Linked DNA regions of Homo sapiens: region 2 is linked to region 1. Evidence: chromatin contacts called from ENCODE Hi-C data. All regions are on one chromosome and are shown on one strand. Each heading gives the region's core, a stretch centred on a gene start or an enhancer-like site at or near the end of the contact. The rest is flanking DNA. Distances are from core to core; before and after follow the strand shown. Region 1 holds the start of PAPPA-AS2 (PAPPA antisense RNA 2). Region 2 overlaps ASTN2 (astrotactin 2).

What was found. A loop is a pair of places that touch in the nucleus more often than their neighbours do. Pooled maps may share reads with other maps.
Region 2: a map of gastrocnemius medialis shows a loop between it and region 1 (3-fold over the local background). The contact joins the enhancer-like site here to the promoter of PAPPA-AS2 in region 1. A Hi-C loop is called at or near these places in 3 of 168 maps with a recorded cell type or tissue (IMR-90, chondrocyte and gastrocnemius medialis) and 3 of 50 pooled maps.

The regions. Positions count from the first base shown.
Region 1 is chr9:116,362,426-116,367,458 of GRCh38, reverse strand. PAPPA-AS2 (PAPPA antisense RNA 2) reads left to right here and starts at 3,783. Exons shown (of 6, transcript NR_170222.1): 1 at 3,783-3,862. PAPPA (pappalysin 1) reads right to left here. Exons shown (of 22, transcript NM_002581.5): 18 at 4,720-4,867.
Region 2 is chr9:116,645,564-116,650,596 of GRCh38, reverse strand. The region is part of intron 17 of ASTN2 (astrotactin 2); the gene reads left to right. Among named protein-coding and RNA genes, the nearest start is that of TRIM32, 39 kb to the left of the region's middle. Within about 2 kb of position 3,001, at least 3 of the 41 ENCODE cell types and tissues checked have a DNase peak (open chromatin) inside an H3K27ac peak, as active enhancers do; they include gastrocnemius medialis, where a contact is called at or near this core.

The DNA.
Region 1 (5,033 bases), core at 2,534-5,033:
TGCCTCCCATCTGACTGGTTCCTGCTGCCACACTCATTGGCTCTGACCCTAGTTTGATCAAGCTCCTCCTCTGCTCAAACACCTTTCCAAGGCTCCCCACATCCAGAACAAAATACAGCCCCCTTTGCTGGGCACTCAGTGCCTCCTGCGGTCTGGTCAATCTCCTCTCTCACTAACCACCTTCACTCTTTGGTTGGTTCAACCGGACTGAACTACACTTGGTTTTCCATCTGAGTCCCACAATTCTCATCCTCTGTGCTTCTTCTCTTGTTCATCCCATCTCCTGAAATGTCCCCCAATCTGCCTTCCCATAACCGAATTCTATCCATTATTCAAGGGCCAGTTCAATTCTTCTAAGAAGTTTGCCCTGAATTCCACAACTGAGTGAGAGTACTCCATCATCAGATGTGCTTGATTCATCTCGGAGTTTAACCCAGCGTGTGACACCCAGGTAGAGCTCAGTGAGCACTGGCCGAGTGAATGATGAGCACATAAATGCAATACCAGCTTCTCTTGCCCCAGGGTTTCATCCCTGCCTTTCCCTGTGCCTTAAAGACCCTTCCCACTCCAACAAGTGCATTTTTAATGATCTTACAGACCTCAATCCCAAGCCACTTGCTCAGAGAAGACCTTCATGGTTTCCTGACAGGCCAAGCCCCTCCTAGGTGCCCATGACAGAATTGTCACATGATCATTTCCTGTTTGCTTGGTGAGTGTGATATCAATAGCTCTCTTCCCTGCTGGACTGTAACTCTATAGGGCCAGCACTACCCATGCTCCCCATTCTATGTCCAGAGCTTGGCACTGTGCATGGCAGATTATAGGCACCCAATAAGTATTTGTAAAATGAGTGCAAGAGACAGTGAGTGAATAAGTACATCAATGGATCAGGAAATGAGTGGATTAATGGATAAATGAATGGCATGATGACTGACTGATGAATATGCATTTAGGTGTCGTATGAAGGAAGAAGTAAGTACATAAATGGATAAGTGAATGAGTGAGTTATGGATTAAATGGATAAAGGAATAAAAAAAATCAGGTAATGAGTCAAAGAAGGGGTAAATGACTAATAGAGATAGGGCTACTACATAGAAGCCCTTGGTCCAGGAACTTTTGGGTGAAGACAGTTGACTTCCAGGCTGTGGGTTGGCAAGTTGACTGTAATTCAGCTCATTCATTCTCTACCCTGACCTCACACATCCTGAGGTCATCTGAAAAATCAAGCCTAGTCCATGGAAAGTACTCAGTACCCCAAAGAGGCATTTATTCATGTGGGCAAAGAAACAACCTGTCAGAATCTGACTAGGCCTGAAAGAGGCCATTTCTCTTAGTATCGAAACCACCCTCCAAACACTAGGAGCAAGTCAACTCTTTTCTTTAAATATCCTATTCTATTAGCTATTTTAAAGTCCCCCCTTCCAAATATACATATGTATGTATTAGCTATTTCAGAGGCCCCCTTCCAAATATACATATGTACATGACACCCGTTTCACAGGTTGGAGAGCCAAAAGGCACAAAGCTCAGGGCACAAAGCTGGTGAGGAGAGAGCCACATCTCTAATTCCAGGCCCCACAATCGATAACAGTGCAGCCACACAGAGAGAGGAGAGAAGGAGGCAGCCATCGAAACAGGAGAGATGGTGAGAGGCCAGAGGAGAGACAAGAAATGGGGATAACACAGACAAAAATGATGAGTGATGAGAATAAGGAGCAAAAATCCCTAAGCAGTCAGAGAAACTGCTTATGGAGTGTGCTTTATCATGAGACCAGTTCTAAAGGAGTTTTTAGGGAGCAAAGATGAGACAAGGCTGTGATAATAAAATCCTTTTGAAAAAAAAAAATGCAGCCTCTGAGAAATAGACAAAGGCTATCTTATCCCAAGAGAGGAAAAAAAAAAAAAAACGGTTGTCAAAACAGGAGACACTTGCTGTCCTATGCAGCGGTCATGTCTTAATTTCTCTTTCTCCGCGTCTCCCTCCCCCAGGCTCTCCTCCCCTACCCCAGCTCTGGGGCTTTAGGACCAGGCTGCTGTGTTGTGATATATGAGCCATTATTGGCATCCTTACAGAGTGGTGATCTCACCAGGCCTCCGCGTCTCCTTCCCGGGAGGCGCGGGGAGGGTGGCAGCCCTGGTGGCAGCAGCAGCAACTTTCTGAGGGCTCATAACTGCCACAGAAGCCTCCCCAGGTGGCCTGGGGGAGGCACGCAGGGGGAGCTGGTCTGGGTGACTCCAGAATGTGCCCTCCAGCCCCCAAGCCCGACACATATCTCACCCCTGCTTATAAGGCCAGTGATCAAATCCCTCTCCTTGGCAAAGTGGATTCTCCTCAGGGAAGGGCTCAGCCTGGGAGGTGGAAGTCAGGCGCATTTGGAGGAAAGCGAGGATACAGCTGGGGCTGAGGAGTGGATGAGCAAAAACTGCTCTCCTGCCTTGTTTCTCATTCTCACCCTCAGTCTTCCTGTCTCCCTATGTGGCTTTTTCTCTCTGATCTCCTCCAGTGTCCCTATGCACTCATCATCTGCCCTGGATTATCACATTTATAAGATGGACATCTGGGTGCCAGCCGTGGGGACTTGGGGTACAGGAAAGGAGTTAATTCAGGCTGCAATATCATATAGATTTCTTTCCCTTTCTGCTTTGACCATGAAAACACTCAGTGGGTAAAGAAATACCACCCTCCCACCCCTTCCCCTCTTTCTCCACTGTTCTGATGGAGAGAAGACAGCCAGGTATCGTACTCATTTGCGTACAGTTGAGACATCTGAATAAAATATGTAAATGCGTCTGTGAGGTTTGTTTGCCTTTTGTGCGTCTTTCTGTGTGTTTGATATGTTTTGGGACATAAAATGTGTTTGTGTTTGTTGAAGTATGAGATTTGTATGTATTGCATGTGAGTGCTGTGTATAGGTTTATGTGCTACCTGTGTGTGTATGTGTTTGTGAGAGTGATGCATTTGTGTGGTATTTGGCTGATGTGTAGGTGTTAGGCATGAGCTTACTATATGATGTGTGTGTTTGGGGCTGTTTGTTTATGAAGCATTTCAGCATGTGGCATGCGTTTATGTATGCACGTGTGAATGTATTTGAATGTGTCAGTGGGTATAGATATGCAGCAAATTTGTTTCTGTAGGTTTTCCCTAAAGGTCACTTAATTAGGCTTTTTCTCACAGAGCCACTCAATGCCAGTTAAGAGTATGAATGAATATTCACTTGCATATTCTGATTGAGCTGGAGGTTGGGACCCCATCACAGACATACTTGTTCAGGACCACGCACACCTATCAGGAATGATGGAAAGGAGAAAGTGTTGGCCTTGGGATGGTGCAGCCCATGCTGCTCACCATGGCAATACTTGTTGCCCAACCTTCTAGAATGCCTATATTAGCAGGTCCTATAAGATCCCATCTCTCTGCAACACTCCTGGTCAGCATCTCATGAATTGGTGGCTGTATAAGATCTTAAAGTACCTTCCAAACCATCAGCGAGAGCAATCATGTGTTTTGGTGTTTTCTGACCCATGCAGGAGCCAGTGTCCTGGGCTAAACACAAGAGTGCTGATTCCCACTGTAAGTTACAGTGAAGAACTTCTGCTATCTGAGGGCATGTGTTTTCATCTTCAAAAAAGGATGGACAGTCCCCATGAACCTTCCCTCTCCAACCACACAGGCCTTGCTTCTGGACATGCAGTGATAACTCTCTGTTTGCTGGATGAAGATCATGTTGGCTCTATGCACATTCAGATAACCTTCTACACCAGACACCCCTGGTGATTGCTCTATAAATCATATTGGCCAGGAGAAAGGATGTTCAGTTCCCTAGGCTTTTCATCATGGTCAATTAGGGAATCAGCCCAAAAGGTCAGCATCACTGCCCTTAAATGAGGTCACACTCCATGCACTCTGAGTACCCCGGAAAGCTGTGGTGCTGGTGATTAATGCATGTGTCCAGACACCTGGTTTCAACGAGGCAAATCCCTGGCATACAATCCCAGCTTGTCTCTTCTCACTGTGTGTATTTCTCGAGCTGGCCTGTCACCATGCAAAGAGTATTTTGAAAATGCAGTTTATGCTCATCTTGGATGCAGCTGAGATGCCATGGAAAGAAGTCAGACTTTGGAATAGGATGGGTCTCAGGATTTGGGAGCATGTTCCATTATCCCCTCAAGTTTTGATTCCCTCATCTGTTAAAGGTTATTGTGAGGATAAGATATAATGCCTTTCAAGTGCTTGATGAAGGGCCTGAACTATATCAGGTACTCATGAATGTTTAGTATGATGCAAATTTCAAGATTAATAATAAAAGAAGCTGCACCAGACTGCTATTGCTTCCCTAAATGTGATGTGTGCTTTCATAACTCCTGCTCCTCAGCCACAGAGTTTCTTCTGCCTGCAATAGCATTTCTTCCCCGACAAGCTTTTTCAAATCCCCAAGTAAGCATCCCTTCCTGTGGGAGTCTTCTGTGTCCCCACCAGGCACCTGACAGCTTTTCTGTATTCTGTTGTAACTGTGCACACTCACCCACCATTGTGTCACCATATCCCTGTCCCTGACCCTCTTTCTGGGAGGACATGGTCTACACTAATTCATCTCTCTTTCTGTAGTGCCTACGCAGGAACTCATGTGGCCAGGGTGTTCAATGACCCACCCAGGCATTAGCCCTGCATTGCTGGAAGGAATTGCCCCTCCTACTGCTCCCCTCTCGGGCCCATCATACCTATGGCATAGCCATCAGGGCACTGCAGTTTGAGGTTGCTGTTGAGCTCGTTTGGAACCGAGCACTGGCCTTGCATCTCCTGGCAGACATGGAAGGAGCCGTTCCAGGTGCCATCTTTCCGGCAATGAATGACATTGCTCCCAAGTCCCTGAACAACAGAGAAACAGAGTTAGGACCAAGAGAGACACCAGCCCCAATTGAATAAGCTATTCTGAATACAACAGAAAAGAATTTTTCATCTCTCCAGAGCTCTGAAGTGTTCCAAAACAATTTCTTAACAATGGTTGAAACTCAACCACCCTGAAAGAGGGGTA
Region 2 (5,033 bases), core at 1,752-4,251, 280 kb before region 1:
TACTTACATATATTGGTTCGATTCATATGAAATTGCTGACATTTGGCCATTTTTTACTTATAAAATGGCAATTTCATATGGTTCATTTTAATATCGTACCCCTTTTACAGCTGAGGAAACCTCAAAGATATTAAGTGATTTACTCAAAGTTGGTCTGCTCCAGAGTTTATATGCTTAGCCATGAAATTATTGCTTCTTTTTTTCTCTTCGGTTCTCTCACTTTTAATTATAGAATGGCAGGGCTTGAGGGGACCATATGAATTATTGATTCACTGGTTTGCAAACTTATCTTTATGGAACACTTTTTCCAAATGCAATCTTTCTTGAACCTCAATCCATAAAATCAGGAATAGTGATGCCACTATTTCAATGAGGCAGAGGAAGGGAGATAAAGCATCTCCCATTTGATCCCCACTCCTCCTTCTACAACACCTCCCAGACAGCCCTGGGCCTCCACTGGTAGACCACTGACTAAGTCTAGTAGAACTCTATGAATCCCGTGCCCCTCCCACAGCATACTTCTTGGCTAAGTGCTGGAGGGTGTTGAGTGCTCATACAGAGCTTCATAGAGGAAAGAGAAGGCATGGGAGAAAGGAGGTAGGGAAAGTGTCAGGTAGATGACCTAAGGAAGAAAAGAACATTGTTTGTACAAAGACCAAAAGAAATGCCTCATGACTAAGACCAAGGACGGAGGGAGAAACAAAATGAATCCTGATCATTTCCACAATATTGTAAGCCAAATTGTGGAATTTTGACCCTATCCTGTGGGCCATGAGGTGATGATGATGCATGGTTATTGGCAGGAGGCTGATGGGATTAGATTGTGTGGCAGAAGGAGGCCTCTGTAAAAAACCCAAATTCCCATCCATGGGACAGCATTGAAATAAAGCACAGGATATATATTCAATAGAATATACTACAGTAACCAAAATGAATGAGCTGTAGTGATACCTGTCAATATGAAATGAATGAATGTATTATTAACTGAAGAAAGTAAGTCCTAAAGATTTTTTTTTTTTTTTTTGAGACAGTTTTGTTCTTGTTGCCCAGGCTGGAGTGCAATGGCGCGATCTCAGCTCACTGCAACCTCCACCTCCTGGGTTCAAGCGATTCTCCTGCCTCAGCCTCCGGAGTAGCTGGGATTACAGGTACCTGCCACCATGCCCAGCTAATTTTTTGTGTTTTTAGTAGAGATGGGGTTTCACCATGTTGGTCAGGCTGGTCTTGAACTCCTGGCCTCAGGTGATCCACCCACCTCGGCCTCCCAAAGTGCTGGGATTACAGGCAAGAGCCACCATGCCTGGCTCCAAAGATTTTATATGGCACAACACCCTTTCCTCCCTTCTTTAAGTTAAAGCATACCTACACCTCAAATATACTATCTTTTAGGAATAAATACAGATGCAATAAATATGATTTAAAAAGGGAAGCAAGGAAGTGATGAACATAGGAGACAGGATGATGGTGATCTTGAGTCAGGAAAACTAAGGTAATGGCATAAGGAAGCATATGTTACATGTAAGTACTCAAGTTCCTAGCTGGTGTTTTTTTGTTTGTTTGTTTGAGACTGAGTCTCACTCTGTCTCCCAGGCTAGGGTGCAGTGGCGCAATCTTGGCTCACTGCAACCTCCGCCTCCTGGGTTCAAACAATTCTTCTGCCTCAGCCTCCTGAGTAGCTGGGATTACAGGCGTCCACCACCATGCCTGGCTAATTTTTGTATTTTTAGTAGAGACAAGGTTTCAACATGTTGGCCAGGCTGGTCTCGAACTTCTGACCTGAAGCAATCTGCTCGCCTCAGCCTCCCAAAGTGCTGGAATTACAGGTGTAAGCCACTGCGCCCAGCTCCTAGCTGGTGTTTTTGGTGGTAGATTAGTGAGAGTTCATTAAAGTTTAAAAAGTTTATTAAAACTAACTAGCTAACTGAACAAATAAATAAAGCCTACCCATGCATGGCTCAACAATGAGCTTCAGTCCTAAACTGAACACTGCAAATAATCTAACTCTGTGCATCAGAGGTCCCCAAACTAACACCAACAATAAAATACATATGTGTATGTCTCCACACCTCCAGCTGCAGGGTCAGGATAGACTGTGAGAATGTAAGAGTAGAATCAAGGAGATCCATGAGGAGGCTATTGCAGATTCCAATAAATAACAAGAACAGGCCCAGGGCCAGTGGTTCACGCCTGTAATCCCAGCACTTTGGGAGCCTGAGGTGAGAGGATAGCTTGAGCCCAGTGGGTTCAAGACCAGCCTGGGCAATATAGGGAGACCACCATTTCTGAAAGAAAAATTAGGCCAAGTGCGGTGACTCACACCTGTAATCTTAGCACTTTGGGAGGCCGAGACGGGCTGATCATGAGGTCAGGAGTTCAAGACCAGCTTGTACAACATGGTGAAACCCCATCTCTACTAAAAATACAAAACTTAGTTGGGTGTGGTGGCATGCACCTATAATCCCAGCTACTCAGGAGGCTGAGGCAGGAGAATCGCTTGAACCCGAGAGGCAGTGGTTCCAGTGAGCCAAGATCGCACCATTGCACTCCAGTCTGGGCAACAGAGCAAGACTCTGTCTCAAAAAAAAAAAAAAGAAAAGAAAAAATTGGCCTGGTGTGGTGGTGCACACCTGTCATCCAGCTACTCTGGAGGCTGAGGTGGGAGGATCGCTTGAGCGCATCAAGCGCTCAAGGAGGAGGTCAAGGCTTCAGTGAGCTGTGATTGTGTCACTGCACTTCAACCTGGGTAACAGAATGAGACACTGTCTCCAAAACATAAATAAATAAAAATACCTAGTGGTTCGACTAGTGTTGTATCAGTGAGGATGTAGTTTTGTTTAACTGGCCTTCTGGGACTTGGTGAATGAGCCTGTGAATATCCCTGTTTACTGCTCTGTGAACTCGCTCCAGTGACGGCCTTTCTGGGCCACACTGTCCTCATCTGCAATGTGGCACACTACAAGCCAAGCCACGGGACTTTTGCAATGTGTTCTTGGCACATGCATAGCAATAGATAGGCTGGTGGTGCCTTTCCTGTTTGTGCAGGAGCCAGATTCCCCTATGTCTGGATTCCATGCCAGGTTCCCTCAGCATCATTGAAATATTCAACTTATTGGAAATCCAGTGAGGTCTTTCTGAGGCTAATTAGTGGTGTGTGATCAGAGAATCCCAAGAGTGTGAAAGTGGTCACTAGATGTCACTGTTCTCCTTGCAGGAGACCTGTAGAGCTGGAAGTGCTAGTCATTCATTCATTAAGTATCTTTGAGCCCCCACTGTATGCTAAGACTGCGTTATACCCTGAAGAGTGAACAGTATGACAAGTGGATATGGTCTTTATCTTTACGGAGTTCACAGACTTATGGAGAAGACAGATATTAATGAAACAATCACACTAATAAGTAGAGTCAAGACTGTATAGAGTACTAGGCTGGTGGATTGCAAGCGTGTATTAAGGGGCCTTACGCAGTCAGAGAAGGCTTTCCTGAGAAAGTGACATGTAAAGTGAGCTTTTGGGGGCCAAGTGCATAAAATGAATATGGAAGACTGAGGTTTCAGAAAGGAAGAGGAGAATGAGAACATTGCTGGTAGAATGCCCAACTTCTGCAAACACCTGAAGAATGAGCAAATGTGACCCATTTCAGGAAGAGAATGAAAACCAGTGTGGCTGGAGCTGAGACTGGGAGAAAACTCCATGGACAATGCTGAAGAGAAGTCAGGCAGAACTGTACAACATGTGGTGAGGAGTTTAGCCCCAGGGCAATGGGGAAGCCAGGAGAAGTTAGAGCAAACAGACAGGCATGGGCACTATCTTCTCACTTCTACTCTCTTTTCCTCTTAGTGATCCTTGCAAAGAAATGTTAGAGCTGAAAGACTGTAGGCGGCTTCCTCCAAGTCTCCAGTTTCTTCTTTCCCTCCCCAAACACAAATGAAAGGCCTGTTTAAAGTGTCATGACAGCCTAAGGGATGGAGTGCCTTAGACATTTCCAAAGGAGCCAGGTTGCAGTGGGAATGAGTGGGATAGACCCACTGCAGGTCTGGAAATGATCCTGGAGGAAGGGAATATGGCCACAAAACAACGCTGGTGGGAAGAAAAAGCAGCTACTCTCGTTTTGTTTATCATTTTTTCTCCAACTCTGCCACTAACTCCCATCACCCTTCCTCCCATGACTTTTCCATCTTTCTATCATCTCTACAGGCCACATGGATACAAGAAAACACTTCAGAGCCCTGACCTATAGTTGAGGGGCCTGGGCTTTCACACTGAGACATAGCAGGTCATAGCAAGTTCTTTTCTCTTTCTGGGACTTTCTTTTCCTACTTCAAAAAACAAAGAACAAAACAGAACAAAACAAAAATTAAAAAACAGATAAGTGGAGTCAGTTTCTTTCTGAGTTTCCTACAAGACACTTTATTTACATGGAAGCAGATAGTACAGGTTCTTTGCTCTACCGGCTTGGGTTTGGATGTTTCCTCAATCCCCATTCACTATGTGATGCTGAATGGTGTCTTCATACCTCAGTTTCCACACTTGTAAAATGTGGTCTCACAATCCCTACTTCATGGGAATCAAAAGAGATAATGAATGCATAATGTCCAAGAAGAAATCACTTAACAGACGAATGTTATCTATGATAGTGATAAGAATATGTTTATTTAAAATGGCTCTTTTCTTTTTCTATGTTTCCTTTGGTAACTCCTCTTCTAGATAGTACTTGAAAACTTTGCTGGTACCTAAAGTGCTAGGGACATGACATTTTAGAATAGGATTCATATTTTGTATGGGAGAGGCCATTGGCTAACCCAAAAGGGCACTTTACAAATGGAGGGATCTCAGGGGCATTTTCTCACTTTATAAACATTGCTGGAACTTGTATTCTGTTGGCAATGAATATCATAGCTCATTCTAATGCAGAGTGGAAGTTCCTCTGTATGAGAACTCCCTACCCCTGGAGTAGAGGCTCTGAGTAAAATCCTGAACCCCATTTTATGGCACAGTTAGGGACTAACAGAGAGAGGATATGACATGCCTGAGGTTT